Regions from separate parts of the Homo sapiens genome. Here region 2 is linked to region 1. Evidence: read pairs that join two places in POLR2A ChIA-PET (ENCODE). Cell type or tissue: GM12878. All regions are shown on one strand. Region 1 has its middle 16 kb from the start of S1PR1. Region 2 has its middle 120 kb from the start of LINC01307.

Region 1 (4,000 bases):
TCACTCTATATCAGAGGCTGTGACATCCTGGCTAAAGCTATTGAAGTTGGCAGCATCATTTCCTCTTCCCGAATTCCTTTTTTGGTTAAGTTTAAGAAGGAGCACAAATTGAGGGTGCAACTTTGTTTCCCGTAGTTTTGAACTGGCAGGGTGTCCCTGGGATTTGTGGCTGCCTACTTGAACAATCCCTTAGGACAGACACCATTCACATTTCATGGCTCTCACTAGGAATCATTAACAGCTCAGTGCAGAGTTTTGCTTTTCACTTAACTTGTAAGATAATGAAGAGACCCTGCCAAGGTTCAGAAAAGGATAACAAAGCATAAGCCCCTTAATGGGATGAACTAACGTAAAAGTCTAAGTATCTGGAGCTCTTTCCCACAAGTAGGACCTGACTCAGGGACTGGCATTCAGGCTGACAACCACCATATACAAGAAACTGTAATAGAAACGAAAGTAATTTCCCTAAAATGAGCCAAGTTATGGGCTTTGGGAAAATAAGGATCTGTTAGCTTTGCTAAGATCAGGATCTTTGATTTACAGTGCTTTCCATGAAACGGTATATTTTTATTGAAGAGAATCATAGGATCTAGAAAGCATTGACTTTAAGTGAAGCACTATTTGAATTCAGCTTTAAGTAGACTGAAATAGCTCTTTATATGATTGAAATGTCTCCATATAATTGTTTGTTAATTAACATATCTCATAAAATGGCATTTTATATACCATGCATGGCAAAGCAGTTGACAAGCAATTGTAATATTAAAACAGAACTTCTGGCCTGGCCCTGATCTCTTTGTTAGAGTGTTGTAATGATCTTCAGCCTGTTTGCCACAGCACTGAGCTAGCCAGTGTACCTCTATCATTTGGTTTTCAGGAGTCCCTAGGATAGATCTCAGCTTCAAGACTAGGTGAGGGTAGCCACTTAAATCCTGAGGCCATTGCATCATCTAGGCAGTTGAGGAGACTTGAGAAGCTTTCCTGGTATACTCAGATGTAGTTTTTCTTGTCTGCTTAGATATTCAGATATTCTGAATCAGTGATTGCTCTCAAATACCTGCAGGAACCAGGCAGAGGACTTACTGGAGTCAAGTGGCCTGGGGAGAAACTGATGAGCTTGAGAGTGAATGTCCATCTCAGTGGAGAAGTCTTTATCCCACTCCAGCTCTTTGTTGCTAGCTGAGATGTTGGCCCAGTGTTGTCAGTGTTCCAAAGCGTGCGGAACATATGGGCTTTGATGTATAATCTCCCAATTTTTAAATGATGCTAATTTGATTAAAAACAATTCCTATACAGGCAAAATATGACACAATGGTATCCACACCTGACCCCAGGGCTCCTCTTTGGCATCTAATATAAATTGAAACAACTGAGCTCTCAGAGCTGAGCTTATTCACCTGAAGGTCCACTATGGGTACTAAGTCAATTCCCCACTGGAGCAGTTTCTGTCTGGTGGCCTGGAGTGTGACAAGCATGGGTGGAGATGGGGAACAGGCTAGCTCAGGTTTTAGGACTATGGGGAGATGTCTTAGTTGGCATATCTGATCATCTGCGGCTACTTCATATCTGGCTGAAACATCTTCAGCTCCTGATTTCCATTGTATGGTGAATGGAATGTATGGTGATGGGCACAGAAACAGTGGCATCTCAACCTTCCTTTTTTTGTTTTTGAGACGGAGTCTGGCTCTGTCGCCCAGGCTGGAGTGCAGTGGCGCTATCTCGGCTCACTGCAAGCTCCGCCTCCCGGGTTCACGCCGTTCTCCTGCCTCAGCCTCCCGAGTAGCTGGGACTACAGGTGCCCGCCACCATGCCTGGCTAATTTTTTCGTATTTTTAGTAGAGACGGGGTTTCACCGTGTTAGCCAGAATAGTCTCCATCTCCTGACCTCGTGATCCACCCGCCTTGGCCTCCCAACATTTCAACCTTTCTAAAAGGTGACATCTTGTACACTGTAGTAGCATAATGGGAAATTCAGACAGGCACATCATATGCTACATACCAGACCCTTTCCAAATGCTGGTTCCATCTTCATCTTCCCATTCTAAAATTTCTTCAAAAATTAAAAGCTTCAGGTGGGTGCAGTGGCATGTGCTTGTAATCCTGGTTACTCTAGAGGATCACTTGAGGCCAGGAGTTTGAGAGTTTGGTAGAGACCTTGTCTCTACCAAAAAAAAAAAAAAAAAAAAAAAAAATTAGCCAGGCGTGGTAGTTCCAGCTACTCAGGAGGTCAAAGCGGGAAGATTCATTTGAGCCCAGAAGTTTGAGGCTTCAGTGAGCTATGATTGAGCCACTGCACTCTAGCCTGAGCAACAGAGCAAGATCCTGTCTTGAAAAAAAAAAAAAAAAAGCTTAGATGACATAGTGAGACCCCCCCCACCCAGCGGGGTATCTATTTAATGTATATATATATGTGTATATATATATATATATATATATATATATATATATATAAGCTTATATATATATATAAGCTTATATATATATATATAAGCTTATATATATATAGAAAGCTTATATATATATAGAAAGCTTATATATATAAGAAGCTTATATATAAAAGCTTATGTATAAATATATATAAATATATTTATTTATGCTTATAGATACATATATAAATATATTTATTTATATTTATATATAAACATATATTTATATATATTTATATAATATTTATTTATTATATAAATAAATATATAATAAATAATAAATATATATAATATATTTATTGTATTATTTATATAAATTTATTAATATAATATATAATAAAATAATAATTATATAAATATATAAATATCTATAAATATATATAAATATATATAATATCTATAAATATATATAAATATAAATATATATAATATCTATAAATATAGATAAATATAAATATATATAATATCTATAAATATAGATAAATATAAATATATATAACTATATATAAATATATATAACTATATATAAATATATATATAAATATATATAACTATATATATAACTATATATATAAATATATATAACTATATATATAAATATATATATAAATATATATAACTATATATATAAATATATATAACTATATATAAATATATATATAAATATATATAACTATATATATAAATATATATATAAATATATTTTAAAAAAGCTTATATATATAAAAGATTATATGTATATATAAAAGCTTATAAATGTATTGGCAAGTCTGACTTTCGTCCTTTTCAATTAGCTATACACAACAATACTGTGAAGTGTGTATTACTATCAGTGCCCAGAGGATGCAGCGCATCTGAGGCAAATGGGAGGTTAACGAATTCCCCACATAACGAGTCACCAGTGAAGTTGGCTTTGCTTTTCCATTACACAGTAAAGCCTGGAAAACTTCCTCAGGCTTCCCCAGATTTATGATCATAGACTCACTGAGTTGGAAGGAACCTTAGAGATTAACCTGCCCAACTGTCTCATTTCAGAGATAAGTGACTCGCTCTTGACTCCTACTCGTTTCTCTTGTCCTTGTCTAGTTTGAAATCATAGTTGTGCTAGTAAGGCAATGTTGAAAAGTGAAAGGTTTGTGTTGCTGGTTTTATTGTATTCTTACGTCTCCAGATTTATTTCTCCTAGATCCAGCCAGATTGTCTTTAGACCCTTAGGCTACTGGCCCTTGCTAACTTTTATAAACTGAGATAAATGGAATGCAAGTCTTTGAAATTACAATGATTTTGCTTCTGCAGCAGTGTGAATGTCTGTTGAATTTAGGGGGAGTGGCAGATCCAAGCAGAAGGGCGTAGCAAATGTTAATGAAAATGGTGGTGTTTGACCAAATACAACCCACCAGAGGATAAAATCACAGGCTATAATTTCAGTAGACGGTGGAGTTTTGTGTGGTCGGTAACGTCACTGGAAACCCAAGAAAGAACTTATTTTGCGCAATTTGGCCCATGTTGTTGTTTATTTTGATTACACCAAGCTCAAGGGCTCTTTTGACATTAAAAATGCTTATTTCAGCTAA
Region 2 (4,000 bases), 190 kb after region 1:
CAATTAAGGGCATCAAACATATGCACAAAGCATACCTTTTTCATAGTCCTGCATATACAGACACAGAGTATTTTATGTGGAGCATGTGATCCAATATGAGCTGGTATAGTCATATCTGTGAGGTTGGAAGGCTGGTTAAAAGAAAGGCAAGGACAGACAACTCTATTTATTATTTATTATTCACTCTGGTCCAGTGCTTTGCTGTGTTCTACTGCACATTATATGTCATTGATTTTCTAATAATCCCAAGGAGTTTTTTTTTTCTCCCATTTTATTGGTAACGTCTGAGGAAACAAGCTCTGAAAAATTGTGTCAATTTCTTGGCTTCTCACAGATAGTACAGGGTGTGCGGGATGAAAGCCCAGGTTGGTTTGGTGACAATGCCTGAGTCGTTTCCACTACCCTCTCCATGCTCTCAGTTAAATGACTTCTCAGGGTGAAAGCTCCTTAAGCCAGTCCTGGGGATTCACATAGAGGACTTGACTGGCCTCCAAAAATTTGCTTCTTAAGGTTTCAGGGATTCAATAGCTAGAGATTCATCCTAACAACACAAAAGTTGATTTCCTTGTAGTTTATTTTCATAAATATATTATGTATACTAAGTTTATATTAGCAAATAATGTGATAATTTTAAAAACATGTTTATACAAACATAGCCCTTTCTTTTTCTTTTTCTTTCTTTCTTTCTTTCTTTTCTTTCTTTCTTTCTTTCTTTCTTTCTTTCTTTCTTTCTTTCTTTCTTTCTTTTCTTTCTTTTTCTTTCTTTTTCTTTTTCTTTCTTTCCTTCCTTCCTTCCTTCCTTCCTTTCTCTTTCTTTCTTTCTTCCTTTCTTTCTTTCTTTCTCTTTCTCTCTCTCTTCCTTTCTTCTTTTCTTCTTTCTTTCTTTTTTTTTTTGAGTCGGAGTCTCGCACTGTCCCCTGGGCTGGAGTGCAATGGCACAATCCCAGCTCACTGCAACCTCCGCCTCCCAGGTTCAAGTGATTCTCCTGCCTCAGCCTCCTGGGTAGGTGGGATTACAGGCACCCACCGTCACGCCTGGCTAATTTTTGTATTTTTAGTAGAGACGGGGTTTCACTATGTTAGCCAGGCTGGTCTCGAGCTCCTGACCGCGTGATCTACCCGCCTTGGTCTCCCAAAATGCTGGGATTACAGGCATGAGCCACCACGCCCGGCCTCTTTCTTTTTTTTTCTTTTTTACATGTACTGGTTTATTATAAAGGATATTGCGAAGGATACAGAAGAAGGAGTGACATGTAGCGTGAGGTATGGGGGAAGGGGCAGGGAGTTTTCACGTCCTCCCTGGATGTGCCGCCCTTCAGGGACCTCCACACGTTCAGAGTTCAGCTTGGTAGCTCGCTGACTCTGCCCTCTTGGGTTTTTATGGAAGCTCCATGATGTCAGCATTCCTCCCCCTAGGGTACAGGGTGGGATTCTCTCCTGGGAGGGTCTTAAGACCCACAATCAGAAAGATGGGGGAACATTAGAGTCCTGCCTTGGAGCAGGTGAAAGGAGAGCAGAAGAAAGATTCTATTTCCTGAGGCCTGCGCCTGAGGCCTAACACCCCCAACATTGTGACAGAAGACTGTGACAAGGGCTCTGGGAGTTATGAACAAGGAACCATGGATGAAAACCAATATATATCATAACACCACAGGCCAGACCCTGGTTTTCAACCATGGATCCTTTACATCAAAAATATATATATACACAATCATTAATAATTAGTCCAGTTAATCAGATTGTGTGAGTATCTCCCAGGATGAGATCAACCAGGTTTGCAGGTTTCCTGTCAGTCTTGTCAGGTCCCAAAAGCAGGAGTGGCCTCAGTAAATATTCAACCTCACCCTTTCAGGCATCTGGGATGACTGACCTAAGAGACAATATCATCTCTTACTCTGAGACTCCTTTGAGTTGTTAACTGTAAGCCAAAAAGTACCTGAGACAGGTCTCGATCAATTTAGAAGTTTATTTTGCCAAGCTTAAGGACACATGCCCAGTAGACAAGTCTGTGCCTTTCTCCAAAGATGATTTTGAGGGCTTCAATATTTAAAGGGGAAAGTGTGGCTATTGGGGAAAGAGAAAGAAATTTTTGAAAGATGTGAGTAGACACAAGTGGGAGTTGAACAATGAGAACACATGGACACAGGGAGGGCAACAACACAGAGGGTAGGGGGCAGGGGGATGGAGAGCATTAGAACAAATACCCAATGCATGCGGGGCTTAAAACCTAGATAATGGGTTGATAGGTACAGCAGACCACCATGGCACATGTATACCTATGTAACAAACCTGCACATTCTGCACAGGTATCCTGGAACTTAAAGTGAAAAAATTAAAAAAAAAAGAGATGTGAGTAGATAAGAGGCAAATGGTTGCATTCTTTTGAGTCTTTGAGTAGCTGTTCACATGTGAAAGAAGAGTAGAAGAATAGTTGCTTATGCATTCATCTAGCTCAGTGAATCTGAATTTTTACATAAGATACAATAAGCATAGGGCAGAGGAAGCAATCAGATATGCACTTGGCTCAGGTGAGCAGAGGGATGACTTTGAATTGTGTTCTTTGTCCTGTACCTGTAAGGATAAGCTATCAAGTTACATCGTTAGGGTGAAATTCAACAGAACTGTTTTAGGGTAAAGATCTTGAGGCCCACAAGGAGTTTTCTAGTGGGCAAATTGTGAGGGAGCTATGTTTTTTTTTTTTTTTTTTAATCTTTGTAGCTGTCTTATTTAGGAATAAAATGGAAGGCAGGTTTGCCTGATACAGTGTCTGGATTGACTTTTCCCTTTGGCTTAGTGACTTTGAGGTCCTGAATTATTTTCCTTTCACAAAACGTAACATTGAATTTTTTCGATTAATAACCTATATATTCATTTTCCTACTCTCAGCTACTGTTTCCCCTTCTCTCCATTAATACCCAAACCTTTTCACCTTTGGGAAAGACATTAGAAATGCCACTGTGCTGGTCTAGATTGCAGGTAGCAATACAAGTCTAGCAAGTAGTTCCTCCTCAGTCTATTCCCATTCTGATAGGGTAAGGTTACATAACAGCAGAACTAGTGAGCTATTTTTACCACCAGGCAATACCGATGCATTCACTGTTAGCCCCAGTTTTGCTACATGGGGTGAAGGCACAACCCACTCCCATCATGGCCTTAAGGATTTTGACATAAGATTTAAAATCACAGTTACAGTTTTTTTGTTTAGAAATAATCTCTGCTGTTTCAGCATGTGTAATTATAGCCGTAGTCTTCGGACTAGTGTATCAGGTAGAGGAGCAAAAATGAATAATTTTTAAAAAGTTATTATTATTAATATTATTATTTTATAGAGATGAGGTCTCACTATATTACCCAGGCTGGTCTTAAACTCTGGTGCTCAAGTGCTCCTCCTGCCTCAGCTCTCCAAAGTGCTGAGATTACAGGCGTGAACCACCCATGCCCAGCCTAAATTTTTTTTTTGAGGTGATCTGGGGAAGAAAGAAAAAATTATAGTAATTATACTAGTGCGATTCTCTCTCAGCAAGAATTGCATAGTCATACCAGCATCTTCTCCACCCCTTCTTCTCCAGTCAACCAGAAAAAATGAGAAAAAATCTAGCAGAGACAGTCTAGTCCCACTCATGTTGAGTGTGAGCACACATTCCTGAAGGCATGTAAGCTTGCCCTTCATGCTTTTATCTTCCCCCTGTTTTAGAATACCAATGTTTCAGTTGCCCATTCTACTTCTCTATCAAACTATTATTCGAAGGAAGATATCTCTCTGCCTATTGTTGGACATTATGGGCTGTACAGTGTGTTCCTTGGTCTGAAGAAATAGTGGTTGACCATCCACATCCAGGCAACATCTTCTGTTTTTTTGTTTTGTTTTTATGGCACTCTGAGCATTTTCATTTCCACTGGATAAGCAAAACCCACTCTGCAATCGTGTCTATTCTTGTCAAGACACATTTGTAGCTCCCCAGGGCTACCAGCATCAGTTTTACTTGTCAGCTATGTTCTG

What was found. ChIA-PET counts read pairs that join two places held together with the same protein. Peaks named below come from ENCODE experiments on the same cell type or tissue, not always from the same donor. Only the 100,000 strongest peaks of a DNase experiment are listed, where the experiment ranks them.
Region 2: POLR2A ChIA-PET joins it to region 1 with 5 read pairs; 2 of 35 experiments call an interaction of 5 or more read pairs at or near these places.

What each region holds. Positions count from the first base shown.
Region 1 is chr1:101,250,784-101,254,783 of GRCh38, forward strand. No RefSeq gene overlaps it. Among named protein-coding and RNA genes, the nearest start is that of S1PR1, 16 kb to the left of the region's middle. In GM12878, no CTCF peak of the experiment used is centred here; no DNase peak of the experiment used is centred here.
Region 2 is chr1:101,441,016-101,445,015 of GRCh38, forward strand. No RefSeq gene overlaps it. Among named protein-coding and RNA genes, the nearest start is that of LINC01307, 120 kb to the left of the region's middle. RefSeq lists an enhancer at 3,445-3,504. In GM12878, no CTCF peak of the experiment used is centred here; no DNase peak of the experiment used is centred here; H3K27ac peaks cover 1,172 bases.